Regions from separate parts of the Mus musculus genome. Here all the other regions are linked to region 1. Evidence: chromatin loops called from intact Hi-C (ENCODE). Cell type or tissue: heart. All regions are shown on one strand. Region 1 overlaps Mbnl1 (muscleblind like splicing factor 1). Region 2 overlaps Aadacl2fm3 (AADACL2 family member 3). Region 3 overlaps Mbnl1 (muscleblind like splicing factor 1). Region 4 has its middle 36 kb from the start of Mbnl1. Region 5 has its middle 92 kb from the start of Mbnl1. Region 6 overlaps Mbnl1 (muscleblind like splicing factor 1).

Region 1 (5,000 bases):
AGAGGTTATGACAACATCTGCAGAGAGTTTTGTAATAGTTCGTGCACAGCAGCCAATGTGTTCCTGTTTATGAGATCCTCTGGACTTCAGTCATTTATTTGTTCACTCCAATAATCATTATATTGTGTTGATGACTACAAGAAACATTCAAGAAGCAACTGTTCTGGGCCAAACATTTTTTCTAACTCTTTGAGGTTTGAGCATTAGCATCATGTGCAAGATTTTAAGGATACTAAGACAAAGTGGAGAAACAGACACGCTGATCCCAGTTCCAAGCCCTCCCTGAGGAACCTAGACATAGATGCTGACTGATTTTGTAATTGTTGCATTAACCAAAACAGCATAACCATATTCTAGCAAACTTGCACAAACACTGAACCAAGACATGTTCATTCAGTTTAAAGTCACTCTGGCTACAAACACTTGAAGAACTGTAATGGAAACTATGAAGGTTCAACTCTTTATCCTACCTCCAGTCTGTCTGTCCGCATTAACTTCTGTGCAGCAGCTGCGGCAGCTGCTGGCACTGGAACTCCAGGATTCCCCGTGACCAACATTGGTGCAGTCGGCAAGATCTCTGCTGGAACCAGGCTTGGGGAAACAGGCCCCAGGTAAGGGTTAAAGGCTGCTGATGCACTGGTGGCTAAGCTTGGTGCAACTGAAAACATTGGCTGCAAATTGAAACAAAAAGCAAAACTTAATGGCAAGTCTCCATTCCAAATTGATACTCTACTTACAGAGTTATCATTTATTCTTCATCTATCATTCATTCTTTCTTCCTTAACTTCTATTTAATTCTGTCTTTAATTTAGTCTAAGAAGATTTCAGTATACTGATATTTGCTAAGTCATTGTTTTTCTCCAAATCTAGCAGGCAGAATATGCATTCATATCTCCAGAGGGGGTTCGAAGATTGGCATCTAGAATACTTGTGGTTTAACGTCTTAAATATCTTAGTACAGACACTTGTTTGTGCTCACCCAGTCTCCACCTTTGTGACTCAATCCTAGAAATGTGTCTGAGAAACACACTGTGTAACTGCTGTCAGATATAGTGGAAAGGTCTGTTCTCAAGTGTTAACAGGATATAAGTGCCTATCATCTGAGCAGACACAGATGTCCCAGGGGATCACAGAGCCCCACAGCCAGCACATTGACCAAATCTGTGGGCTGTGAGAGGTGATGATTACACTGTCTTTTGAGCACAGAAGAGATAGCATTTGGCCTGGTCACTTGATGTCGGTTTCTCAGAAGAAAGGTTCAGTGTTCTACAAGCCCATCCCATACTTGTGGGGCACTCAGCAATGGAAATTAACCTTCTCCAGAAAATGTCTGGAATGTGAAGCCTGACAGAACATTTCCCAGGAAATGCCACAGAATTATTAAAAAACATGGGATGGGCTGTCAGCGGGCAGGACACACTGGGGTGATGCTACTGCATTCAATGGAGAGAAGCCAGGGATCTACTATGTGTAAATGGCATTCTTTAATATGAGAGCATAAGGTCCCAAAGGACTATACCATGGTTGAGCATCCATCCTACATGACAGCTCTGCATTGTGTACACATCTGTACTAAGAACAATATGAACGATAGACTATTTAATGTATACATTGATTCACTGGGAAAAATTTATAACATAGCATAGCTCACACTGATACATTCACCCTAACATAGCTAGTCCTCCAAGCATGTGCTTTGAACACCATGTTTAATTACTCTGACAGGTCTGTGGCCCTTGACTAATGAAGTAGCCTAGAATAAGTCTTTCCATTTCAAACCTCAAGCCTATTCCAATGCGAAGCAGCTGCCCTCAGGAAATACAAAAATTCCATGTGTATTATGAAGAAGGATCCATGTGTAAAACTGGGTCCAGTGGCATTTGTCTCTCCACAAAACCCTGAACAGCAGCTAACTTCAGGCTTTCCCTTTGTGTGCTAGAGGCCAGGGCAGCACCATGACAGGGTCAGTCCTGCATGGTGATCATGCATTAAACTTCTGTCCAAGAACATTCTAGGCAAATGTGTGTTCTGTTGCACACAGTCAGATACAGGGTATGGAATCTCAGACCACATAGAAGAATTGTTATAAATTTAGCAGAGTCCTAAAAGATTGAAAGCTAATTAATATCCTTTCTCTTTGCATTCATAGCTGTAAATTAAAATGAGTTCCAAGAAAGCCCACTTGATACTTACTATAGCAAGCTACTGAAATGTTTATGTCACTGTATACTATAGGAATTACTTAAGGCAAATGCCTTCATAAAGACATTCAGGATGAAGAAATTTTTCCCTGACTTGACACAATAATGACAGCACACCAATAAAATCAGCCTCGTTAAATCTCACCAAGTTAAATACAGTGAAAACCTACATATGGATAGAATGTAGCTGTCACCAATTATGAACACTGTGTTAGGGGTGGGTTACAGCTCAGAGTGGATCCTAATGTAGGAAAGCCAGTGACCATGGCCACTCCTGCATTACCGGAGCTGACCTGCAGAGGGCTCGTAAGATCTCAAAGATAGGAATGGCTGCATTGGTATTTGAAGTCTTCGTTTCTCTGAAGTAGGGATTGAATAATGTCTAACTATGTAGCTGGTATATTTGATACTGAGTGCATCCTTGCAGCAGTGACTTATAGATATCTTTGTTCCAATGAAGGTTGGTTTAGCATTACCTTTCCAAGGACATTTTCCAGTTGCTAATTCTGGGGCAGTTTATTTATCACTTGTTTGCTTTAAATGAAGCATTCTGCTTACATTACAGTTATTAGGCTTCATTATAACTGAAAATATTATTCAATTTCACATTACCATCCTAGTTAACTACACAAACATGATTATTACTAGTAATTCCCTATCCCGGGCAGCCCACACTGTGATAAGTGCTTTACTTATGTTATGTTTAATTTTTTTACTATAAGACTTTCCTTTCTTTGGCCTCTTTGGGAGGGGGGATGTCAGGAGAGTAGAAGATATCTCTTAGTTCCCTTCTAGGTTCCCACCATACAAAGCAATGCCTGGTTACAGTAGGCATTCAGTGAATGAGCTGCCACTTTGTTGGGGATTATTATGTTTATTTTCTAAAGAAGATGCTCACGAATGTTACATGTCTACCACTATAAATGAATCAACGGAAGGTCCTGGATTGGGCACATTTGAGTCTGCTTCTAGTCTGGTTGGAAGTCTGTTTCTCACATAATCACCAAATGTGAATTTAAAATTCCCTAGAGGAGTTTTATCATGTTATAGTTCGACCCCTCCTTGTCTGAATTCCCAGGAAAGGTATCTAGGCGGCAGTATTTTTGAAAGCTTCAGGGTGATTCCATTTCCATGTATTTAAGGAAATAGATTTCTTTCCGATTGGACAGAAGGTTTCTAAGTGGTTTCTTAGTGGTTCTCTTTTTATGAGTATTTATGAGTTTCTGTCCACATTGCCTGCCCTCAGCCTACCTGTCTGACTCCTAGGTACGCTTCAGGAAACAGAACTTCTCGACGCTTCCCAGGGAACCACACCACTACACTCTGTCTCATAAAGCTCACCCGCATTGCATGTAGCACTGACCCTGAAGCCATTCTTGTTTCCTCTGCTCCTACTTCCCGGCACATGGCACTGTAACCACCTCTGCAGTTACTGCATAACATATTCACTGCAGATTTGCTAGCTGATTTTTCTTTGCCAGCAAGAGTAGCAAATGCTTTATATATTTTCTAGCACAGATATCTAGATGGTAGATTTAATTATATATCCTTTTTCCACCTCAGAATTTAGCTGTTACTTTATAATGAATATTTCAAAGTTTATTTTTTCTAATTTTTATATTAACATTACATCTTAAGTATTATAACTATTATTCTGAACACTGCAAATATCACAAGGCTGTTTATTTTAAAATGCTGAAAATAGTATGTTTTTATAAAAAAAAGAAGGGTCATATATAATGATCCAAAACTTATCATTTAGAAATTTATGGAACAGAAATTTTATAAGTCAGTTTTTCCTAGGGTGTGTGCATGTGTTCGTATATATGCTTCATAGAATGTGAGTATGTATACATGTGTATGTTCAGCAGAATATGTGCATGTATACATGTGTATGCTTAGTTGAATGTGCACATATGTACACATGTATATTTAATAGAATGTGCATATATAGAGAGAGACATACACTTAGAATGTGCACATGTATATATATGTTCAGTAGTATGTGTACATATGTATGCTTAGTAAACTGTGCACATGTGTGTGCTTGGTAGAATGTGCATGTGTACACATGCATGCTTAGTAGAATGTTTGCATATGTATATACATGTATGCTTCAGTCAAACTTGTAAACAGTGAAATGCCAAGCTCTTTTAAATCCGTAGGACATCCCAAGTATGGGCAACTGTTTCTAGGCAAGCACCATGTTGTAAACAGATACAGAACTAGTTTTAGTGAATTACTGTTTAGAACAGCACTCAGAGCTAACAGGTATTATGAATAAACCCATATTCAATTTTGTCTAAGAATGAAGCATTTGGCTGCTGTGGACTCTACTCATAGCTTGTGAATGGGAAGGGGAAGGAATTCATTCTTTACCCTGATTCACTGTATCCTTTGACCCAGTTTTATTGAAACAAACATTTAAATAGTGAAGTCTCATTTAAGACCTTCTCAGTATAAATGAGCACAGGTCTATTCTTACAGTTCAGGGACTGATCACAAACCTGAAAAGTCAGACTGACTGATGCATGGCAAAACAGATGACAAGTCACTGTGGCTGATGTAGAAATAGTTTTCTGGGGACTCTATAGAATGAACTGGCCATAACGTCATGAGGTGGGTAACAAGACAAGAAAGCACAGAAAGTACTGGCAAGTTCTAGGTAGTCTGGGAGTCGGACAAATAATAACTTCAAAGCCTTCTTCACCTACTGCCAAAGAACCCTGGGAATATGAAAGACTGCCAACGTCAAGGTGACAAAGCCACTCTTGAGACTTGAACTGAATCTAAGGCCTC
Region 2 (5,000 bases), 730 kb after region 1:
TGCATTAAAGACCATGTGTCAAACTTTACCATGTGTCCTAAAAATATATGCAGTTTTGGAGCTGGAGAAATAGCCCAGTCAATAGCACTGGCTATTCTTCTAGAGGTCCTGATTTCCATTGCTAGTACTCACATGGTGGCTCACAAATGTCTGTAACTCCAGCCAGGGGATTGAGTGCCCACTCCTGCCCCTTTCAGATTATGCATGCAAGGATGATCAACTAATACTATTTTGAGCTTTCTATACTCTTAAAAAATGACAGATTGCAGTCATACAGACAGCAATTGCAGCATACAGTCATTGCAGTCATACAGACAGTATTTAAAAGCAGGTAGCAGCTACTTAACAAGTATGTCTTGTAATTAATATAGGCAGTGTGAATAAATGCTGCACAAGCCCATGGAAGAAAGTTGAGCCTTCAGGGAAGGAAAATACTCTCATATTGAGCCTCATGAAAACATCATCCAAGAATGAATGTGCCTGCTTGAAAATGATCATGCACCAGCATGTATTTCTTATCCTATATACAAACTGACTAAAAGAATATAAGTAAGGTGAGAATATTATTCATTTACAAAATGACTCAAACTAGTTTGCAAAGGTCAAAAGATAAATGAAATGTGATAACATGTAATTCTACCCTTGCTATGTGGACAAACATGAAATTGTTTAATTAATACTTCCTTTTTAATTCAGGACACAAAAATAATGTCACATTCAACAACATGACTCCTCATTCTGAAACTTCATGAAAAATTATAATTAAGACATATGAGCCTAGTAAGCTAGAGGATTAACTTAAAAAATGTAATACTCTTCCTCAGTAAAGTGGCACATTTTAATTACTTCTTTTATTTTTGAATTTATAATATAATTATATGATTTCTATCTTCCTTTTCCTCTATTGAACCATCTCTTATATGCCTCCTTGATCTGCTCCAAATATATGACTCCTTTTGTGTATGTAATCTCTAACATTTTATATTGGTTTTCAATAGCATGGTTTAGAATAGTGTAACAACATTTTTTAGTGGTGGTACATTAGAGATCATGTGTGAAAGTGCAGCCAAGGACGTGTCAAAAGCCCTGTTTCCAAAAGGACATCGTGTTTGTTTAAAAGCTCGGCAGCTATAATTTAAAATTCTTAATAATTTCTTTTACATGCAGTTCTATGCCATTGAACTTAATAGGACAGTGAATCATGTAGATGAACGCAGGAGCTGACATGTGTGTTTCACTGATGCTGGCATGTAAATCCCACAATAGCTATTTCATTACAATAGCATATTTAATTCTATCCATCTCAGACTTTGTTTTATTTCTCGGCCCTTTTAAATTCACCAGAATTCTGAGCCCATGTTCCAGATCCGAATGTTAGATGCTAAAAAACTGAAGATCCTGAAGATGTAATAGCCTCAGCTTCTCCTGAAATTAGAACTTGCTACCAATGAAGAAGAAGCAACAAATGAACCCCTTCACATTCTTTCTTCCTTATGTAATTTCCCATTTTAACCATTTACAGGGCAACTAAAGAATGTGAGAAACTGGGTGAGCCATAGTGCTGTTACTACCTATCCTTTGTTAATTTGCAATAAGCAGGAAGTATAGATGCTGATGGGATGTGCACATTCATCCTGTAATGGAGATAGTATCATAGTTGTACTAGTGACATAATCTGTGCTCACTTCCACTCCTCTGCTAGGTATAAAATACATATCTAAGCACAAGACACACAATGCCAGTGATTCTGCATAAATGATAGAGTACTCTCATTGGTATTTAAATGACTGCTGTGAGGAACGTGTGTTAGCTGTTAAAGTTCTTGCTTCACAATGCATTAGAACCAGAGTTTGGTTCTCCAGAACCCATTTATGTGACATGTGGGCCTGTAGTGTGCTATTGCAGCCTGGGAAAGCAGAGCTGGCATCATTAAAGTAAGTTGGCTAGCAAGAACAGCCAAACTGGTGAAATCTGAATTTGATTGAGAGACGCTTTCTCGATAAAGAAGGTGAATATCAAAGTCTATATTGTAACACTATAATATCCTAGGAATTTTAGAAATGGCACAGACAAGACTCTATAAAGATATGCATAGTTTAAGAATATAATATAGCTTAAGATAGGATTTTATCATATTTCTAAAACAGGAACTCTTTAATTTTTCTCAATAAAAGAAACAGAAGAAAATTGAAGAGGAAAATCATCATTGACGACAGGTGTTCTAAAGATTCAGCTCAGATTCAGCTCAGTATCTTTGGTCAACCAATAGAATTATGAATTAAAAAGAAAAATATTCTGCAGAACTAATTAGCAAATGCTATTAATAGCTCTTGGAAGTTCTAAAATCATATACTCTTTTATTTTCCAGTAAAAACATATTATAATTTGCTTTTAATGACAGAAATGTTGTCAAGCTGTAGAAATGTGCCAGCAGTTAAGAGCACTTACTGAATTTGTAGACAATCCAAGTTTGAATCCCAGTACCTACATGGTGGCTCAAAACTGTCAATAGCATCACTTTCTGCGGAATACATTGCCATCTTCTGGTGTCTGTGAGCGTTGCATGCACATGGGATGTAAACATTCATGCAGGCAAAAGCACTCATACATGTAACACATGATAAAGTTAAGTAAAACTTTAGAAGAAAAAAGTTAAAATACAAAGAGATGTAAGATCATTATAAATGTGGTTATGCCCTTCCTGTAAATATGAACTGAAATACACACATGCTTAGATTTCTAGTGTCTATGAAGATCATTAAATTTACTTAGCAAATAATAAGTGTCAATCCTTAAACATCATTAAATTTGACTTCTCAAAGTCTCACTCTCTCAAAGAAGCTATTGATTTTTTTTATGTATGCTGGGAAAGGAGGAGTCTGTTTACTTTAAGGATGTGGCTCCAGGTGACTTCGCCTTAAGCGAAACCGAAATATCCAAGAATATATGGGCAGCTCAAACTATACTTGATGTGTGTCCTGATTAGTTTTTGTCAAATCAGCACAAACTAGAGATATCTAAGAACATAAAGCTACTTGGAAAATGTCTCTATATGATTGGCCTGAGGCAAAACTGTGGCATATTTTCGTAACTAGTGATTGCTGTAGGAGTGCACATCCCATTGTGGACAACACAGCTTGTAGGTGGGGTGTACTAGATGAAACTGACAGAGCAAGCCATGAGGGTCAAGCCAGTAAGCAGCATTTGTCCAGAAATTTGAAAATCTCTTAAAGACTCTATCATGGCCATTTATGTGATATTTTGAATTAAGAACCACTAGAGTGAAATTTTTTGGTTACTTGGAACAATCAATACTGATTCTTCCTTCTTGGAATACAAAATTATTTAATTAATTTATCATTTTGCAGGATCCCACAGTAATAGACTTTGGAGTTGTAGATAGACTTTGAATAACTTATAGTGACTGAGCTGTCAAAGTCTTGGGATTTGCAAAGATCGTGGGACTTTAAAGTTGGAATGTGTTGAATATTGGTATCGCAACATTAATGTAAAATATTAGGAATAAATAAGAGAGGAAAGGCTAGAGTTGAATGATGATCTGTTTCTGTGTCGAAGTGACAAAAACTCAATTGTTCTGGCTGGTTTTGTTTTATTTTGTTTGAAAACATGACAAAAGCTAGATTTATGTGACAGGAGGGAACATGAAAGAAAATTCCTCTGTTAGATTAGCCTATGGGTGAGACTATGAAGTGAGCCAGGAGGAACAAGCCACTGGACACCATTTATACATGTCCTCTGCTTCATGATTCTTTCTGTGTGTCTTGGAGAAATGTAAGCAAACAGCTCCACCCTCCTGCTCCATCCAGAGATAACCCCCCTCCCACTTCCATGGCTTTTCTACCATGATGTAGTGTATCTTGTCACACCATAACTCATTTCTCTTTTAGCTGCTTCTTGTCATCTTTTCTAGTTACAGAGACAAGAAATCAATTAATACACATCAAGTACAGTGATACCAACATCACAAGAAATATTACAATTGACCATTAAAATATTAACAGTAAAGCTTATATTAAATGGTAGTTCATAGTCCTTGGAATATTTTTAAACTTGGTAGGCTAACTTGAGAAGAGTTTAAAAGGAGGATATTACATAGTTTCATGGAAGACCTTTTGTCTAGCAAGCACACAACATTGGACATTGGATTCAATGCTCAGTAAACATGCACATACACACACACACACACACACACACACACGTACGTACAGAGATAGAGATAGACAGACAGACAGATAGAGATAGATGGGAGAAAGAGAAGGATTATTAAATCCTTATTTATTATTACTTACTTAAAACCAAAACTAAAGCTAAAATCATGCAAAACAACAAATTTACTGGATTATTTTACATTGTATAAGTTATAGTTTAAAAATAATAGAATCATAGCATCCAGACGATTTCTTTCATTTCAGGGCTAACTGGGCTGGTTTCTATCAGGTATAATATATATAACATACCAGTTGAGTCACTGTTGCTGCCAAGGTGCCCCCAGAACTGTCTCCTGAAATACAGATGCGAGTGGGATCCACTCCATATTTTGCAAGAACTTTATCCTGAAGAAAGAACTTGATCACAAAAATGCAATCTTCAAGGGCAGCTGGAAATAGATGCTGAGGAGCGAGCCTGTAGCTTTAAAGGTACAAACACATACACAAACAAAGCCAGTGGAGAAATTATGGTTATGGTTATGTTTTCAATTATATCTCAATTTTCCCAGATTTTTTTTAATTAGCCCACTTTGAACGTTTAATTCCACCAACTAAACCTGGGCTTACTAAAAGTTTCAATTTTAAAACAAGAAGTAGATTCTGGTTTAAAGGGTTTGTGATATCGTTTCTATTGGGAGAAGAGTGAGAATGGATGCATCTTTGCCCTCAGAAAATCTGTAAGCTTCACCAGGCCCTCAATAGAGACGGGGATTCAAAAGCAACTCATGATCATTGATTAGATAATTCAAGGAATTTAAAATTAGAAAATCT
Region 3 (5,000 bases), 97 kb after region 1:
ATCATAGCCAGAGAGATCTTTATTATTCTGCCTATAGTGTATTAAAGAAGAGAATTTTCAAAATAAACTTGGATATGGTATTTCTAAGGAGTTTTTACATTCTTTCAAACTTAGCTTTTAAGTAAAAATTTAGTAAACAAAAAACAGTGAGTAGGCCTTTTGAAGAAGATGAGCAAGCTGAGTATAGCCAACACTGCGCTTCCCACCAACCTTCCAACAGCATGTAGGTCCAGCTGCTGATTCGCTTGACCACCTCTCTGCTGTCGGTCTACTACTGAGAGTAAGGAACTACTGGGCAGACAGCATTCTTCTATGGTCAGACAAGATGCTGACGTCTCAGTTTTACTATCCTCAACAATACTAAGGCATGACTGTTGGATAGAAGGTGAAAATGCACAGTTGTAAATAGTCTGAAAATTCTAGCATTAAGTCAAGCTTAGAAAATATCTTGGATGATAATGTTTACAGTCTGTGTATTACTGCTTTGCGCCTTGCTTTGGCATTCTTAGACTTCAATACAGTTCATGCTTATGCTATGCACTAACCTGTAACTTCTGTAAAAGTCTTTTAAATTGTTTCCTTGTCTCTCATTTTTTTTAACTGTGAACAGATGCCAATACTAGAGTCCTAAGAGAAATCAGACTTCACCAAGCCTTCCCAGACTGCTTCTTAAAATGGCAACGATGTTGCTGTTTTTTAGTCTACAAAATATTACTCTCACCTGAGTTCAAAATCATCAGATACTCTTTGACCTTCTTATTTCCTTCATTTGAGTCCAGAAACCTTAGAGATTGTAACTGTTTATGTAAACCTTGTTACCCATATGCACTTCTCCTTGCCTGCTTATTCTGTATCTTAAGTTTCATTTTCCCTAACAAAATCCCTTCTCATTTGGTATGCTGAACATGGAATGTCTGTGGTATATTATAAAGCTATCATCAAAACCTAGGTAGAAATGTCTCCTAATTCTCAATCTAGCTTTTCTCTGGTACAAATTCTCTAAATCCTTTATTACCACAGCTGCCATTTTGGTTTTCCTGACATTTGCAACTATACTGCAGAAGCTGTCCTGTTTCAGTGTCTACTGATGTTAATAAACAATCCTGCCAATATTCTAGCTTAGGTCATTCGGGAAAAATATTATACAATATATATAGCAAAATCCTCTGTGTAAATGTTACATATAAACAGAAAGAAACATTACTGGATGGATGCAATGAATGCTGCAAAGGGTAAACTATGGTAAAGCTGGGAAACTAAAAGAACACTTTGCGCTTCCTGTTACTTATTTATCTGGAGATGCACTCAGTCAGAGCTGCATCAGGACTTTTCATTGTCTTATGCAAAGTTCTATACCAAGCTGGGGATACCAGCTTACTCAAGCAATGGATTAGCATCTGCTGAGATGTAATGCTCTGTACCAAGCAAACAGGAACCCTTCTGTATCATTTTAACTTTCATGAAATACCACTGTATCATTTCAAAATTATATCTTCCCTTTTTTGAAATATATATTTGATGATATTATGGCTTCCTGTAGTCTTCAGATGATGTGTCCTGTACTGCTTAACAAAGAATAATCACAGAAATCTAGAGAGAGAACCTTTGAAAAGTGGGGAAAGTACAAAACAGAACCCTAAACAGTCTACATTTTAAAAAGTCTCTCAAAGACTGTTGCATCTCACAGGCACATGTGACAAACAACTTTCTAACACTGTGTCATAGAAAACAGAGATAACAGTCTGCTATGTTTTTTTTTAAATTTAATAATATGTATCAAAACATAACCATGGATATGCTAGGACTTTTATTTCTCCCAAGAATATCGCAGTGTTTACATAAAAATATAAATATGAAAACACTATTATTCATCAGTTTCCCTATCTCAATTCTTAAAACAAAAAATGTCTATAAATATGGTATATGTCAATTAATCCTTTCCAAGGAGCTGCTTTTCAATTAATGAATTCTCCATCCCTTGCCTAACAGGCTTCATGACTCATCAGACATGAACACAAATTAGCAGGAATCCTCCCCCTCCTCTCTTCCCACCACAGTTGTTTACAGTAATATGAAATATGCCTGTTTCCACAGAGTAGCCATGCACCAAATTAGGATGAATTCTCCCTGAGGCTCCATTTAAGATATGGCTCCACCATGGGCAAGGGGGCGGGGAGGGGAGAGGCGAGGGAGGGAGAGGGGAAAGAAGGAGGGGAAGAAAAATAATAACATGTATGCCTTTGATATCCTTCAGGAAAATATGAGCAAACATAACTTTGCATGGCTAAAAAAAAAAAAAACCCCACAATTTTTTGGCCTAACACTCACTTTGCAAGGCAAAGTGTACTTCAGTTATGAAAATATCTGAAAGGAATGTGCCCGGACAATGCCATTGTGCTCTGTTTACAGGCAGATGCTTTCTCAAGAATAAATACTGTGTGTCAAGGCACAGGAATGCCTCGGAGCCCATAACTTCAGGACAGAAGTGGAACTTCCTCTCTCCTTACAGGCAAAGCAATGCCCACTCTTTACAGGTGAAAATCGTTCATTCCTGTAAGCTGTTTGGCTTTGTTTGGTGTCTTTATTTTTTAAGGAAGGTCTGTCATAACAAAAGAAAGTACATATTAGGCACCTGAAGATAATTGCTGTTTACCGAACACTATTTTAAAATAAATGTCACTGCCTTGCTTCTGTTTGGTAACTCCAGGACAATGATAAGTACAGTGTTTCTAAACATCTCGGGGTAGCAATCATGCCTATTCTGGCCTCTGCGAGGTGTGAAGCTCACCCCCCTAATTATAAGTCTCTCTTTGTTAGCACCACCTCATCATTAACTCTCTAAGCTAAATAGTAGTTTGGAAGAAATAAAAATAGACGTATGGTAGTATTCCTGCCCAAATTTTGGTTACAATGGATGAGAAAGACAAGCAATTTAGTTTCTGTGTATAATAAGCGCCTTTACCTTGTAAAAATAAAAATCGCTTTTGGTGTATTTTGACTAGCGAACTCTAATTTAAGCTTTTTCTCAAAATACTGCTTTCCTGCTTTATTTCAAAACAGTGCTGCCTCACAGAACATAAGCCATATTTGTTATATCAAGTTTTCTAGTTGTTCGGGAGGAAAAGTAAACAGAAAAGGAAATGGGAAATAAATATAATAAAATGCTCTATCAAAACCAATACTCAATACATTATCTCTAAAACAGTTAACATAAGTATAATATAATATAATCGAGTATCTTACTTTCTTTGTACACATTTTTACAAGCCAGCATGCATTTTACAGAAAACATCTCAGTACTAGCAGCATGTGTGGCTAGTAGCTCCTGTACCTTGCAGCACTTTCCCAACTTCCTGGAAAATGGAGTTTTTGATCTAGAAATCCAGCCCCTTTAAAACCTTCCAATGCATCCTGTTAGGACCCTAAACAGAATCAAACACTTATTGAACTTATTTTGTTCATTTCTTCTACTGTCCTGACCATCATATACAGTGCTTCTCTAATGCCCTTTAGAGGAAAAAAAAACCAAACCAAAACAACAACAACAACAAAACAACAGCAGCAGCAGCATCAACAACAACAAAATCCTTAACTGCCTATTCATTTGGGCTTACTCCAAGCAAGATCTGAGATGTTCTCTACTCTGAACACCTACCTAACGACAAGGAGAAAGCCAGAAGACCTTTTTGTCTCCATAAACAAATCAAATACAAGACTAACGATGGTGACATCGATGGGGGAGGAGGGGGACAATATGTAAAAATTTCTTACTTACAATAAAAGTCGGAACTATTATATAAGAATGGCGCCCTCTTCCTCAAGGAAAGCCATCACTGCATGTTTCTACCCGCCTCCTCCACCCCCAAGGAGAAACCTTGAGATAATCTCTTCTTGCTCTGAAAAGAACCAAGTGTTTCATTTCACAGGAATTCTATGCCCTGAGCAAGAACAGAATGTTAGAACCAAAATGTAATGAATTCCACTTGGAGTCTGCCTCGGATGGGGAAGCACACACACAAGCAGCCGTATCCCAAACCATGTAACACTTTGCTTTCTCTTTTGGCATGTGCCCGAATACTACTAGATGTGGATCTGATGCTCACATTTGCTCTCAGTTACAGGAGAAAAAATATTAAATGAAGCTTATGTGAGGTCTGTCTAAGTCTCTCCCAATAATAAAATGTGTCTATGATGTATGATGTCTTCAGTGGTGGTGCAATTTTAAAACAAATGAACTGGTTTCCTGGGGCTGAAGCCAACCTGTTCTATGAACACAACCTTCAACTAAGTAGTTCTCACTGAGGAAACTCTGCATTAAACATAGAAACATAAAAAACTATGTCTAGATCTTGGGGAAAAAAGTGTAACCCTGTACAAATACAAGAAACTGGAACATGATGGCTTTCTTGAAAGCTAGTTTAGCTGTCACCAACTTTTAAGGAGGCAAAGATGGAAGTGACAGCCACGTGCTTTCTCCCGCTGTGAAATAACTCATTGTCTTCAGGCTACCAACTACATAGTTAACACATCTGCCTCCTGAACTAAATTGTTCAAGGATTCTGCAGTCCTTGAACTTTCACTTCAACTTATCTTTGGGGATCAGAATTTTATCTTACAAATAGGACCAGGTAACAACACCAACATTGTAAAGCCATAGACAGAGACAGCCTGGTTTGGAAAGTTATGGCCTAAGTAAGTTCCTTGTATGAACACTGTGTTGAAACCCAGGAAGGAGGTCTAACATGCCCACTAGTGTACTATTTCAAAGCATGCTGCAGAAGACCTGCGTATCCAAAGGCCGTAATTATGACTTCCCTCTCCTTGAATTAATTTGTTTGTGAAATAGCTCAGAGTGTTGCAGACTTTATTAATCACTTGCTATGGTCTGTGCCTGTGCTGGTGGACACAGAAACCTAAAACAGTGGCAATAACCTTCCAGGCTGCTTCTAACTTTGTTTTTAATCCTGGGGATGCATACCGCACATAAACCCATCTTAGCA
Region 4 (5,000 bases), 140 kb after region 1:
TTGGGTCAAGAAGAGATGTCTTAGAAATTTTCAGTTTACCTTCCTAATCCAAATAGAAGTAGATCATATTTTTATTTTTTATGTTCACAGCCAACTTCACTGCATATGCTGCATACACACAGCTACCATTTCATAGACTGCTCATTTGCTGATCTCACTCATTTGTATCTTGGATGTTTGTCTGATCTTTATCAACTGGAAGGGTTAAGAAGTCATTCCATATTACTGTGTTGTACTCATTCGTTCTGGTGCTGCTATTATCATTTCTGCATCATTTTAAAGGTTTCTTCATTACAATTGGAGCCTTGTGAGATAACCCTTATATCCTTTGAAATTATCCCTGCTCTCTGGGGCAAGATACTTGAACCAACTTTGTATATTTTCTTCCTGAGATCTAAAGTTAGTTACTTCTCTAAAGAACCATGGTGATTTTAGGGAATCACAGTTAAACCCCTGTGTAACTTATTACTGCTGAGCTATTGATAGCATTTGGATTAAATTTGCAATAAATAAATCAATATTTAACAAGACGGTTAGAGATGTGACTTATTGTAAAGAGCTCTTATAGAAGACCCAGATTTAATTCTCAGCACCTGTGTTGGATAACCTGGATCTGGCACCTCCAGGGTCTGCAAACATCTAAATTTATGTATATATACCTACAAGTGCATGCATACACACACACACACACACACACACACACACACACACATTCATCATAATTTAAATAAACAAAATAAATATATGAAATATTTTAATTTCATCTATTTGCCAAGCAACATATTCTTGAAAAGCACATGTGTGTGTATACATATTCACACAACATACACACACACACACACATACACACACAAATCTCTGTCTGTCTGTTACTTTATAATATGCATGGCTCTTATGCATCTTTTAGTGCACTAAAATAATTGAGGTTAATAAGCTCAATCTAGGAAAATACCTGATTTTAGATTAAAATTGGGCATTATTTCAATTTAAAAGGACATTTTGATAAAGAAAAACAATAAAATTACAATTGTCATTATTCATGTTTAGGATGTTCAAAGTACCTTTCTAAGAAATTGTAAGTCATATAGTTTGGAAGAGGGTCACAGATTCTTTGTCTTCATAATTTCAATCCTTATTTACTATCACAAATCTCTCTTCCTCTGCTATTTCTTCTCACCTTCCATTCCCCTCTCTTCTCTGCTGCAAGTCAGGAGTCTCTTTACAAGAATCTAAACTCTGGAATGCTTAAAAACCAGAAACTTACCTGAGGACTGACATAGTGTTAAGAGTGAAAAATTCTACTCTTCATATGATAGAGCATAGTCAAAATATTGTTTGAAATTGTCTTCAGGATGTATGTATAAGGGATGTGTGTATAAGGGATCCATGAGATGTATAGGAACTGTGAGTTTAGACCTAGGCCTAATCCCACATATATCATCATGTACAAGCAAATCGTCTCCATATTTCAGGCCAGGTCTATTCATATGACCTAAGAGCATCAAGGAGCTGGAGTGATGAGTCGGTGGACAATGCACTTATCCCACACGCGTGAGGACAGCAGTTTGGATCATCAGAAACCTCATAAAAGTGAAGCTGGTGTGGGATCTGCCTGGAGTCCTAGTCTTTCTCAGGTGGAGAGAGGGAATTATCTAAGGAAGTAGATGGCTAGACCTGTGCAAAAGATGAGCTCTGGGTTCAGAGAAACTCAGCCTCAGCATATAAGGTGGAGGGCTATCAAGAAAGACACCATGCATCAACTTTGTGATTTTAGAAGCATGCTTTGCACACGTAGGGATGTGTAACCGTATGTCCACACAAGCAAACCCAAATACACACACACACACACACACACACACACACACAACACACAATACACATATACATTTACGAAAATTTATCAAATGACTGTGCATATTTCCTTGTAAGGAGATTTCAGTTAAAGTAAAAGATACTCTCAGTTGTAACCACTAGTTCTTTCCTAAGTGCAATTACATGGGATTCTAAAAGTTCCAAGGCAGCACTGTTTTGGATGCTATCTGCACAGCTAAGTGGTGAGGTGTGTTCCTCTGGTTCACAGATTTTAATTTGAACTTGCTAAGGAAATGCTTTAACATTTTAACGTTTATATATTTCCTTTGCTTTTATTAAGTGAATGCCTCGAAAAGGAAGGCTTGGCCTGATATTCTCAATCATCTCTGACCTCCTATTTTATTTATATACTGTAAATCAGAAGTTTAGTACAGTGAGATGCTCAAAGGACTGGGAAGCTACCAGAAATAGAGAGCAGAGAGAAGATGTAACCTGATACTTATGCTGCAAGCATTGTCCAAAACTAATTTAAGACATAAAATTGGACAAAATTCTATTCTACTTTGTCAACTTGTTTTTAAATTTTTTATTATAATAAAGATTTTAAAAAATTAAATCTGTTTGAAGTAATATTAAAGATTTATAGTCATTCGTCTACTTTATTTTTATGTGCAATTTTGTAAGGAGTAATAAAAATCAAATCAATGGGTATAAAATCCATGAATAGTCTTTGTGCCCTTTACCATCCTGTTCTTTGGGCCAGATGCTGACTCTCCATTCCTTGCCAGGATGCCTTATTCTCTTCCTTCTGGCTGACATTGACCATTAGAAACATGAGCATTGGGTGCAGTTGAATTTTGAGTACCTGTATCTTCATATTTCTGCTAGTGAATATATTCAAAAGTGATTAGATTTGTCCACCAGTCCCCGGTTTGTTTCTATTCCTTACTATGACTCTGTCTAGGTTCCCACAGCACGGAACTTTCTTGATGTTCATGGTTGAGATGGGACTGACTGTCTACCCAGGCAACCTTCCAAGTGCTCTGTCAAGCCTTGTGGACTACTCATGCCAATAACTCTAGGTTCCTTCTCTGAATACCTGAACTTGTTACTTTTAAGAGCACTACTTCAAGGAGACCTCATTCAGGGTGAATAGTTACATTGGGATGCAATCAAATTGCAGTTTAACTTAACACATCAGAAAGTATACAGTTTCGCGGAAATGCAAAGGTGCAAGGTTAGGGAGGTACGCTAAGTAAGTGGGAAACAATCACTTAACTAAGTAAATAAATAAGTAAGAGTATGTGGATATTTGGAAGGGACGATTAAGGTGAAAAGTATATGCAGTCAGAGAAAAGGTGTAATATTCACCATGTGATATGAAGCATGCTATTTTGGTCATATCAACTCACAGACTGGGAAAAGTATTGGCAAACGAGTACTGCAGATATAAGCAAGAGTACCTATGTACGATGCAATGGAAAGGGCTTAGAGCATCCTCTGAAAACAACAGAAGAAATCCAAACATGAACGCAGAACTCAGGATTGCATCCATGCTTAGCAAACAGGCTCTAGTTTCGTTCCACACCCCAAGAAAACATAAGGTGACGGAAAGAAAGAACTCCCAGTGTGTTAGCTATGGGCATCTGCACCGTTCAAGCCCATTACTGCTTGTTCCTTGCAGAATCTCTGAGATATTTCTCGGAGAAGCAAGTCCTTGCTGGATATGTGCTAAGGGATGGTGCTTCTAGAACTTCTTAGCATTGCTGAAAACATGTGATTACTGTCTGCAAATGGATTAAATACTTTCCCTTTGTGAAACCTTTGACTGGTTCAACAACAATTGTATGATTCATGCCAACAAGAAAGATACAGTACTAGAAATCCATGCTCTTCTATTAGGAAACTCTGAGGAGCCATGGCAACAGGAGAACCAGGAAGAGAAAGAAGATTTGAAAATGAACTTTAAATAAACAGGTGACACGAATAACAACAAAGTATTTTATTTAAGCTAATAGTCTAACAGTGTAATGATATTTAACAATAATATAAAAATGTAATAATAGGTAGAAATACACAAAATCATGTTATTTCCACCTTTAAATATAAATTTAAACCACTTAAAATGATACCCAATGAAAACTTCAATATTCAGTCACACCAGCCTCATTTCAGTTGCCCAGTAGCATCAGGCAGCATTATTCTGCACTGTCATTTCTAGAGTATAACAGGAATCAGCTGGGAAAAGATGCAGGACAAATTTTGTTCCAGTGAAAGGATGCTAGGAGCTACAGCATCCTTAAAGGTTTGGGTTCCTTACTCGGGTTAGCAATGATGTCATTCCCTAGACTCCTGTTGTACACTTAAGGTTTTTATGGGCAACAAAGCTCACGCATTTAGAGAAGGGTAACCAGGAATCTCATCTTACATCCTCTATTGTTTTCTTTCTGACATGCTGCATGTTGCACCCACCATATCACTGAGCTACACCCCAGCTGGGCAATCTCATGCTGAGTAGGGGTCTCTCAATACCTTCTTTCTTTTGTCCATGTCAAGACTTGGAACATTCCTATCACTGGTATGTTATATGTAAATATATTAATTATTCATCCAAAAATTGCTGACCCAACCTGGATCCTCATCATTGTAGGATATCAAAAATTATGTTTGTATAATAGGACCATTAAATTAAAAATGCAAATAATATCCCTTTTAGTCTTATAACATATATAATATAAATATTATACATTAAAATAGCTTTCAATTTTTAATTTGGTATACTTAAATGTCTTTAAATTAAATTTTCTGATTGACACTTCATTTTTTATTTTTGTAAATATAAAATATTTTAAGAATGTAATATTTTTTATTCTGGAAATTTTGTTAAATTTTAATCAAATGCATATATAAATTCTAAGTCCTAGAATTGCTTTAGGAAATGAATTATACTTTAAAAAATTCAAATTTTTCTTCCCCACTTCTTTGCTAAGAACCACTTTTTTCCATAAAGGCATTTCAAATAACTGAGCAGATTTTTAGATAGTAAGTAAAATATTCCCCTCCTGCCAGCTGGATGAAGAGAGGTTTGCTATTTCTATAGTAAAACAACGACAAAAACCCTCATATGTATGCATAACAAATAATATACACAACACAGTAAGTAGTACGTACTGCAGACTAGGGATCAG
Region 5 (5,000 bases), 190 kb after region 1:
ATAACTCCTACCTAAAATCTCTTATTTCCTCCTCCACTACTCAGTCACTCTTAGGCTCAGAAGACAGCAGAGAGAATCAACAGATAGTCATCATTATAGAAATCCAAAGACATAAATTAAGTTGGGGAAGATAGAGAAATCTAGAGATCTAGAGAAAAATGTAGAGGAAAACACTTTCATGAAAAGTAAGATAGAGTAAGAATGCCTAAAGAGAGAAGATGTTAACAAGTAATGTAAACAAGAGTTTCTACCTTTTTAAGCGTTTGAAGACACCAGGAAGTAAGTATCCCTGCCTAGAGCTCTATAAGACATCAAAGAATGTGCAGGAGAAATCACCAAATCTATAAAGCAGCCATGTACTTCCTTTTATAATTTACTAGGATTCACATTAGGCACCCAATCCAGTATCACAGGGAAATCAGCAGGCTAAGGAATCTCCTTCATGAATTAAAAAAAAACATATTTGATTCTGCTGAGTCTAAAGGAATTACATTTGCCTATAGTGTTGCATATAAATTTAGGCAATGGTGCCTAAACCAGTGGTTCTCAACCTTCCTAATGCCGTGACCCTTTAATACAGTTCCTCATGTCGTGGAACTATAAAGCTGTTTTGTTGCTCCTTCATAAGTGTTGCTACTGTTGGAATGTAAATATCTGATATGCAGGATATCCGATACACAACCCACAACATGGTTACAACCATTGAGAAGCACTGGCTTAAATCTAGTCTGCAAACAAATAAGCAGCTCAGAATTAGAAGACACCAAAGGTGATCACTTCACAACATTGCATTGTGTACCTTTAATTAACATGCAACCCATGAAATATGGAATTTACATAACATTTGCGTTGCTATGGCCATTGGTAGCTCCCCTAGACAGTCTGAAAAGGACCCAATGTATGAGGCAAGATGGACTTGAATGTGGGAGGGCACTGGGGAAAGGTGAACAACATACCGGTTAAGCTACCCAATGAGGGTTCTTTAAAATCAATCTTTCTACATTAAAGATATTTGGAGATTGGAACCTTGACCGTAGACATTGTTCTCAAAGGAAGCAGGTTTCTTCCAAAGAAAGAAATTCTGCATGCATATTTTGACAAGATCTTTTATATTTGAGTTTAAATAATAATAAAAAAATCCTCTTCAGGCAGATTTGGAAAGTAATTTTAGAATGGCTTAATTTTCTTTTTATTAACAAAAACACAGACATAATTTGATTCATATTCCAGTTATGTTCTCTTGGCCACAATGTAGACTGAACATTATAATTTAAAAAGAAATTAAGATGATCCCTCAAAGTTTTCATAGTCATACTTGAAAACCCACACCTATGTAATGATGTCTGCAGTAGCCCACATGCTTCTTTTCATGTGAGCTGAAGTATGCATTACTACACAAACTAAAACTTCCCATAGCCATTACTAATTTTTATAGTTTGGACACAGTGGTATTCTTTTTCAACTTTTCTTACTTGGGTCAAAACTCTAAATAATTTACCTAATTGGAAATATAAGAAACTTAAAACATATGTACAGTCTCACTATATAAACTACTGGGCTTCGAAGGACTAAACTGCTCTCCAGACACTCAGTGAGTCCCATTTACAAAGAGCAATAACTTTGCAGGATAACAGTCATTTATTATTGTCATGATTTAGCCAGTGTCTGAGCATCTCAACTTTTCTTAAAGATTTTGGAGTTTTTAAAAATAAATTATAAATTATATATTGTCTTTGTAGTTCATTAACCAGAAAACAAAATGCATGATTACAAATCTGGTATTTCCATACTTGATAATTAACATAAAAAAATCCCATTTCTTACCAAGAAGTGAAAAAGGACTATCATGTTTCCAATTAAAGCTACATTTTAAAAATGCACTACATCCATGTATACAGCTGTGCATTCTGTAAATCATCTTAGATATCCTCAAGTGCTCTGTGTTGCTTTAGATTGATATTGGTGAACTGATCCTGTCAGCTGCTCTGGAACACAGCTGAGAACATGGGCCCTGCACTGCCCCTGTAACTTGTGATCTCACAACTTCTTTGGTGGGGAGCTGGCAAAAGGGATTGCTGTTACTATTCTATTTTAGCTTTTCAGTAAGTGCCAACAAACAAAATTATATTCCTTCCCTTTTATGGCTTTCTTCAAGGTCCTGGACAGCAGAGAAGGCATTTGTGAGGCAGGCAACATTACAGTTAGTGTTAAGTAGCTTATATTTTAACTGCAGGGAATTTGCAATCAGGTCTATACATATTTTGGTTCTTTCTCACAAAGTTACTTGAAAATAGGAAAGAAAAAAGAAGTGTGCTTTATCCCTATTTCTTTTGTTTTTCTTCTGAAATGAGATGACCTTTTAAGAACACCCAGGGAAAGTCTCCTAGTTTGGCAGAGACAGGAAGGACTGAGTCGGGTGGAGTGAAAACGAAAGTAGAGGCAGTCGACACATCTTATTTATATCAAATAATTTTGAAGCAGAAAAGAGAAGTTATTTTCTTTTTGTCACTGAGAGAGGTACTTTCAGCTTCTTCTAAAGGCAGACATGAACAGAGGCTTGGAAGGCATGCAGCCGCTGCTTGGAAAAATGCAAAGGTTTTTTTTTTTTTTTTTTTTTTTCTAGAGTCCTGGTAGCTTGCCACTAAAAACAGTTGCTGCTCCAAGACGTCTGTGGCTCATGCCAGACATTCTATCAACAAAGCAGAGCACTATGGCCTCAGACATGTGTGTGGACTTTTCATGAAGACAACAAAGTGATCTTTAAGATAAGCACGGAGAGCAGAGTCGTGCCACTTAGAACTGGATCAGGAGGGGTCAGCTGGGACCTCTCTGTTCCTGCTCTGATCATACATCCAAAGATCCACTGAAGGGGAGGGACAAGGGCAATCAGCCAATGCTGTGTTCATTTACAGGATTATCACGTTACCTTTCTGGTTACCTTTCTTCAGACGTTACATAAGTAATGTTCTTTAACACAGAAATAGACAGTTTCAGGGATGACAAGAGCTTCTGTTTGCTGGTTAGGTGAGTGAAGTTCACAAAAAGCAAATATGACTGCAATCATGAGCTGCCTGTGAGTAGAGACTTGAGAGAGAGATTTGTTTCATGAAGCAATAAAATATAGTTAAATATGTTTACTTTCAATGGTAAGGAAAGCTTCTGTCAATGTGTATTCCACTTTAGATCAGAAGCAATATTTTCCTCCTGAAAAAAAATACCTCCTTTATCATAGAAATATAAAGACATGAAAGTTTCTTTTATTCCTAAATTGGCTTAAAATATTTCTAGAAAATGGTTTCTGGGTTGAAGGGATGGTTCATTGGTTAAGAACACTTGTTGCTCTTGCCTAGGACCTGGGATTGGTTGCTAACATCCACGTGCCAGTTCACAAATGGCTCTGTAACTCCAGTGTCAGGTGATCTGATGTCCTCTTCTGATGTCCATAGTAGGCACTGTATTCACATGGTGCACACACTGAAAGCAAAAAACTCATACCTGTAAAAATATCTAAGAAGAGAGAGGAAGAGAGAAAGTGAGTGCTATTTCTATAAAGATAAAATGGCATGTCATTGTCATTGAATATTTCTATAGTAGCAATCAACAGCATGTAACTGAATCCAGTCTCTGTGTCAGAGCAGATCACAGTTTGGCCACTTTAAGTGATTCCCCCACTGAAAGCCCTCAGCTATACACTGGCTGTGCCTTTCCCCAGTTTCTAGGTTGAGAAGTATCTGTTTTGCAATCAGGTCTTCTCTCATTAGTCCTGTTTTTCTAGTAATGGCAACTGAAATAGATGCATGTGGTTCTTTCCCTAGGGGGATTATAAACACGTAAAAGAAGGAGGCATAGGTGTATGATGAAATATTGTGTAACCGTTGACTGCTATGTTGCTATTTTCTAATGGCAAAGGAAAAATTACATCATATGACTTGAAGTGAAACAAACATTTAGAAAACATTTTTAAGCATACAAGTCACACACACACACACACACACACACACACACACACACACACACACATATATATATATATATATATTACATGACTTATAGGATTTGGAGATTTATTTTCTTATTTTTCTTTTCCAAATAAGTGGCTACACTTTTTTTATAATCAGCAATCTGTGTAAGTAATTATGAATATTAAAACTAATTTCACAGAAAAACGTAACAATTGGATTTGTGAACCGTGATGAAGCTGTGTGTTTTCAGACCATGTAGCTTACCGAAAACTTGTTTTCTAAGGGGAAGCCGAGAAACAAAGGAAAGAGATTAGCAAGTAACACTCTTCACGTGTCTTTGCTTTCTCCAGAGAAATCTAAGGAAATAACAAGATACAGTTTGAATTTTAGATGTTTACCATGATAATGCTTATATTATGGACTCTTAAGACAAGGGAGTGAAAGGGTTTAGTTTTGAAAGGGTTTTTCTTGTTTTTGTTTTGTGTTTTGTTTTGTTTTGTTTTGTTTTTTTTTATATAGACAGAAATTAGAACTAGGTACAGGATTAATTTAAACACATTTTATTGTTCTCAGTTTTTCAGCAGAAGAAAGCCCACATACATATCAGGGAGCAAAATGGACATTGGAGTAAGAGTGGCCTCTTTAATTCCTAACTGCCACACTTACCAGATATGTCACAATGGCTAGCTCAGATCCTCATCATAAAAGGCTACACAATGCTGTTTTATAGGCAATAGTGAGGACAAATGAGAAATGCATTTAAAGCACTGATAGACTAGACCACGGCCCACAGTTGGCTAGCAATAAATACTGCTTTCCTTTTCTGTAACTGCAGCCTTGGGGACCTGATGCACTCAGCCGCTTTCTCCCAGGACTTTTATCTATGGCACAAGCATCCCGTAGATGGCAGGTTATACTTTCATTCTTAGGGCCAGATAGCCCTCCTCCTTTCTTCCACCTGTGGTTTGTTTCTTTCTTTGTACTTTTTGCGACCCCCACTATGAAATCAAACATATCCACTATGCTGAGTTTTCCACT
Region 6 (5,000 bases), 85 kb after region 1:
CTGTTGACTCACACTTTCAGTTACTAAATAAAATAATTCATATGCCTAAGTATTGGAAGAGAAATGTTAAGACTTGGGATGATTAGGTACCAGAATATGGGCATTTCTACTTCTCCTATTCTTGTTTTGATAATGAGATTTTATGCTGTTGTCAGGATAGAAATCAAAGGAGATAAAAATCAAAGAATTTATCAGAATTTGGTACTTTCTAAAAGAAGTACATATTAACCAAATTAGCAGGGCAGTTTGAAATCTGATCCCTTTGCTAAAGAGGAAAAACTGCTCTTCCCTAATTACTTTAATTGCACATAAGGTTCTGTGCATTCTGGAAAAGCTGTAACACATGAAGAAACATGAAAAGCGGACTACACCCTGTTAATGAGACAGTGATTAAAGCTCCATGAATTTCCACCAGCATCATACGCTCTTAAAAACCAATGACCACCTTCCCGTGGCAAATCAGAACACAACCATATTTAACAACAAACTCAAATCACTGCCAATGGTTTATTAATTCCAACACTTACTTCTCTGGGATATGGATGGATCAGAAAGAACTTGGGCTACCTGACTCAGTCAGTTAGGCATCACTATTAAAAGAATGTATTTCTGGGACATATATGTGTGCTGAGGCAGGAGACTAAAACCCTACAGGTTTACCATCTCCATGCTATTCTTTCTCACTTAAAATTTCTGCAAATGCAATTACCAAAAACAAAACAAAACAAAACAAACAACAACAACAAAAAAAAAAAAAACCCAAAATCTGAAAGGCTACTTTCAGTCACTGCTTACTGTGTTTCTACTTGGTCATTTCCTCAAATCTTAGGATATATATATACTCTGAGAGGAGAGAGTTGTTTAAAGACTTTGTGACATGTCTTTGGCTATATTCTATCATCTGCTTCAGAAAGCTAGTGCACTTTAAACTGTAACTATTCTAAGGTAAACCTTCACATTACTAAACACACTGGATACTAAATAATACAATTCATTATGTCTCCAAACACTTATGCTTCAGTCTTGTCCAATAATTCCCTCCAAGAAAGTAGGCAAGAAGAAACCTTAACCTGTTTTTCAAAGTCCTAACTAGATGACAACACGGGGCAGATTAAAACAATAGTCTGATAACAATGCCTGAACTTGTTCTATTTTCCTATCATGTGACTGTCCAATAAATGACTAAACAAATATATATATATATATATATATATATAAGAGAAATGCTTAGGTTCTTGTTAAAGAAAACATAATCCTTTAAACTTCTTTTCATAAGAACTTTATTTCCATCAATCAAAATAAAATACACCATGTTCTATATTATCAAATAATATTTTATACTGGTATTTTTATTTTATTTTCATGATGTATTGCTTGTTTTCCATACATATAAGAGATAGCTAAATTTATTATCTTACTCATTTGTGAACAACCAGTTGACATGTGCATAGCTAAGTGACTGACTCACTGAAGTCTCCTTAGGTAACCAAATGGAAGAACATGAACTCAAACTCGGGTCCTGTGTTTTCCAGTGTAAGATTTTGTTAAAACACACACTGACAATTTCCTAGCAAACTTAGAAGTGATAGTGATAGAAAAGCAAAAGACCGGAGGTGAGTGTTGAGTGCAGTTAGGTACCCTGAAGGGCCCATTACTGCATCACTGGCTGTTTGCTTGGAAGTTTCCAGTTGCTGCAGGGGGAGGAAGGGAAGGAGGGAGGGAGGTGAGAAGGGAGAGATCTCTTGCAGAGCTCACCTTCCCTATCCATACAGCAGAAACCAGATGCCCATCCTCACACAGAATAAGAATACTGACAGCACCATAGCCATCAGCTCTTCCTCTACTGTACTGTTTACTCTTTTGAGCAGAGCAGAGTTCTAGTTACCCAGTAGCTGATGGTGAGGCTGACCCCTGAGAAGAGCTCTTTGAGTATAACATTGATATTTAACACTCAACACCTGGAGCCTGCTGGCCCTTCAGGGCTCTCATCTGAGAAATTTAACCCCTGTGAGCAGAGAGCATACCCAGGGACAAAGCAGAGAGCCTGCTAGGACCATCGCGAGTGAGGAGACACAGAGTACTGATCTAAGTGAGCCACTAAAACAGTTTACAGAGCAGCCGAGAAGATGGAATGGTTTAAATCAGCCATATCACATTAATTTTAACAGCTGAGAAAACCGTAAGAAAGTAGACCAGGGAGAAAGCAGTGTTTGAAAGGCATACTTGACCTTTTCTAAATCCACACTACACTAATTCTTAGAAAAAAAAAAAAAAGATAAACAGCAAATTGGTCTATAAAATAAAAACAGAAAGTCAAAACAAACACAAAAATTAAAAACTCTGGTTCTCAAGTCCCAAATATCTCCTTGGAAAAACCCTGCAGGAGCTCCGGAGCTATTCTGCTAACTTTGCCACATAGTCCTCCTGTCCTCCTTCTTTCTCTTACTAAGTTCCTTCCCGCCCCCCCCCCAAAAAAAAAACCAAAAAACAAAAACAACAACACATTCAACTCACAGTGACCATATTGAATGAATAAACCAAAAAAAAAAAAAAACAAAACAAAACAAAAAACAAACAAGACAAAACAAAACGCAGAGATGGGATCATCATGTGCACTGCTTAATGTCTTCCGATCACCCTTGAGATGAGCTCAGGGAAAACGGAGATCTAGCCCTGGAGGGATCTGCTGCTCATTCAAGGACATAACTAACAACTATTATCAAAGGTGAGAAGTACACAGCAGGCTGAGGAGTTAAAGAGGTCAGAGGAGACTTCGACGTGGGCAACAGATCTAGGGTTGAAGTGGAAGAACAGTTTTGGTTTGGGGGTTTGGGGGGCAGGGGGAGCTTGGTGTTGCTGTTTTGTTTTGTTGGGGTTTGTTTTTAGATTCAGTGCCTGGGACTGAACCCACATCCGTGCACGTGCTAGTCAGGTGCTCTGTCACTGGGCGGCAGCACTGGCACAGGAAGAAGGACTGTTTCATCAGGCACAGAAAAGGCAACAAGACAAAGGGCAGCCAACAAAGTCGGGCCTGGGAATCCCGGACCATGAAGACCACAGACTGGACTCTATGGAGCCACTACAAGCAATGGGGTTGGCCCCAGCTCTGGGCTGGGATCAAGTCCGAATGGGTCAGTGCCCAAGAACTCGGCGTGTGCTTCCTGAGTGCTGAGAATTCATCCTTCCCAACATCCAACCCCCAAGGGCTGAGCAGCTGCGTCATCCCACTGAGTATCTAAGGGTTAAAAGTAAAACACAGCACAGGGTAGGAAAAAAAATCTTATTAAATAAGTCGGATTCTTGTCTTAACTTCCTAGAAATCTTGCTTTAGTTGCAGCAGAGTGGAGATAAATTTAATGCTTGGTTTCATCTCAACTGCTCTAGTCATATCTTCCCTTCTAACCAGTTGTTCTTTTACAGTTGTGTTTGATGCACACTTTACTGTAGTAAGCCAACGCGATTTTTAAAATTGCTTTTGTTTTGATGAAGTGCATCATATATAAATAAAACTAAAGCAAACTCTGACCTGTTTATAAAACTGGAGGTGAATAACAAACTTTTAAAAGTTAAGAGAATTTAAAAGTCATCAATTAAGTAAATCTCATTACTCTATAAATATTTCAATGAGAGTCATAACCAATTAGAGCACAATACCCAGTTACTGAAATTGGCAATTGCTCTGAACTCTACAGTCCCTGGGTTCAGCAATCTATGTGTTCACCCAGCTATCTAGTTTGACCTTCCCTGTGAATCAGCACTGCTACTCTGATGCCAAAATGACCTTCTGAAACTTACAAAGCTTCCAAGGCTGCAGATATTTTCAGCTGTATCAGCCTGGCTGTCACAGAGTTCTGCATGACATTGAGTGGCAAAGCTGGCACCTCCTGCACCAGCCTGACCTTTTAAACTCATGAGATGTTGCTGCCACTCAAAGTTGGATTTTCTCTTTCTACATAATTTTATGAAGCTGTTCCTCTTGGTTAATTGTCAGGTAGTGATTCTAAGCATAAAATCTCATTTTTCTTTACATGAAAATAAATATATTCTTTTAGGCACATATAGTAAATCTCTCATCATCACACACTTTAAATAAATTTTAATTTCAACCTATAAATTATAATTTTGAAATTACTGAAAACATTAGAAATATTTAATATACCTACTAAGTGTCAGTATTGCTATAATGGCCACTATCAAATTCTTAAAATTTCTATATTTTACAATATATTTAGTATCCATGTTGACTATAATGCATTCAAGGTACAGTACAATTTCAAGAACAGAGGGGCCAATGTCAGTACACACAGCAACAGCTGCATGCTTAATTTATTTCCTTTTTCTCTGATATTTTAAACAGGAACACTGCTGTTTATTTCCCTTGCTAAACACTGTATTAGTGTGGAATTTTCAAACCTAAGCATCGTTATCTATAAAGATACAGCTCTGCAGTTATCTTTGAAATTGTTGATACATAAAGGGAAATATTAATACTATTATCAGTAATGAAAATATAAGTAAATCGGTTAAAATTAATGTAAGTGGAAGAAAATGGAAGTGGAATTTAAGTCACTAAGGCATGCTAGGAAGGTTCTGAATAACAGGAGCTATCAACTGTTTGATGTCAATCTTTCCTGAGAGCACAGTTAGATATTTACATATGCACACATATATTAGTGTATTTCTATTTCCTTCTATTTAGAGGAGATAATGTTCAATATTGTTATAAATTTTCATTAGTAATACAAACGTGCAAAATGACTTAACATTTCAATACAAATCTGTAAACTAACCCATTAATGGGAGAACCAATCCCTTTGACACATTCATCCTGTTCCATTTTAGCTTCAGTTCCTCGGATACTTTGTCATCCTTTATAGAATATACAGGGACATATGGGTGTAACACAAAACTGTGTATGCACCCCACACTCATGGAGATGAAGGAAACTGGGGAGGGAAGTAAAAATATTATTCAGATATCTCTAGTAATTACAGAAGAAT

What was found. Peaks named below come from ENCODE experiments on the same cell type or tissue, not always from the same donor. Only the 100,000 strongest peaks of a DNase experiment are listed, where the experiment ranks them.
Region 2: it touches region 1 in a loop (4-fold over the local background); 8 of 42 quality-filtered maps call a loop at or near these places.
Region 3: a loop joins it to region 1, with 2.9 times the contacts of the local background. A loop is called at or near these places in 17 of 42 quality-filtered maps.
Region 4: a loop joins it to region 1, with 2.7 times the contacts of the local background. A loop is called at or near these places in 5 of 42 quality-filtered maps.
Region 5: a loop joins it to region 1, with 2.5 times the contacts of the local background. A loop is called at or near these places in 10 of 42 quality-filtered maps.
Region 6: it touches region 1 in a loop (2.6-fold over the local background); 19 of 42 quality-filtered maps call a loop at or near these places.

The regions. Positions count from the first base shown.
Region 1 is chr3:60,599,365-60,604,364 of GRCm38, reverse strand. It overlaps Mbnl1 (muscleblind like splicing factor 1), which reads right to left. Exons shown (of 10, transcript NM_020007.4): 4 at 471-671. Among named protein-coding and RNA genes, the nearest start is that of Mbnl1, 100 kb to the right of the region's middle. In heart, a CTCF peak has its summit at 2,490; a DNase peak (open chromatin) is centred at 2,484; H3K27ac peaks cover 1,064 bases.
Region 2 is chr3:59,868,491-59,873,490 of GRCm38, reverse strand. Aadacl2fm3 (AADACL2 family member 3) reads right to left here. Exons shown (of 5, transcript NM_001243003.1): 4 at 4,479-4,650. Among named protein-coding and RNA genes, the nearest start is that of Aadacl2fm3, 9.9 kb to the right of the region's middle. In heart, a CTCF peak has its summit at 2,553 (motif pointing left); no DNase peak of the experiment used is centred here.
Region 3 is chr3:60,502,322-60,507,321 of GRCm38, reverse strand. The region is part of intron 1 of Mbnl1 (muscleblind like splicing factor 1); the gene reads right to left. Among named protein-coding and RNA genes, the nearest start is that of Mbnl1, 3.6 kb to the right of the region's middle. In heart, CTCF peaks have their summits at 2,476 and 3,806; no DNase peak of the experiment used is centred here; H3K4me3 peaks cover 1,613 bases; H3K27ac peaks cover 1,627 bases.
Region 4 is chr3:60,462,489-60,467,488 of GRCm38, reverse strand. No RefSeq gene overlaps it. Among named protein-coding and RNA genes, the nearest start is that of Mbnl1, 36 kb to the left of the region's middle. In heart, no CTCF peak of the experiment used is centred here; no DNase peak of the experiment used is centred here.
Region 5 is chr3:60,406,471-60,411,470 of GRCm38, reverse strand. No RefSeq gene overlaps it. Among named protein-coding and RNA genes, the nearest start is that of Mbnl1, 92 kb to the left of the region's middle. In heart, no CTCF peak of the experiment used is centred here; a DNase peak (open chromatin) is centred at 2,760; H3K4me3 peaks cover 814 bases; H3K27ac peaks cover 1,201 bases.
Region 6 is chr3:60,514,412-60,519,411 of GRCm38, reverse strand. The region is part of intron 1 of Mbnl1 (muscleblind like splicing factor 1); the gene reads right to left. Among named protein-coding and RNA genes, the nearest start is that of Mbnl1, 16 kb to the right of the region's middle. In heart, a CTCF peak has its summit at 2,939; DNase peaks (open chromatin) are centred at 2,951 and 3,821; H3K27ac peaks cover 1,338 bases.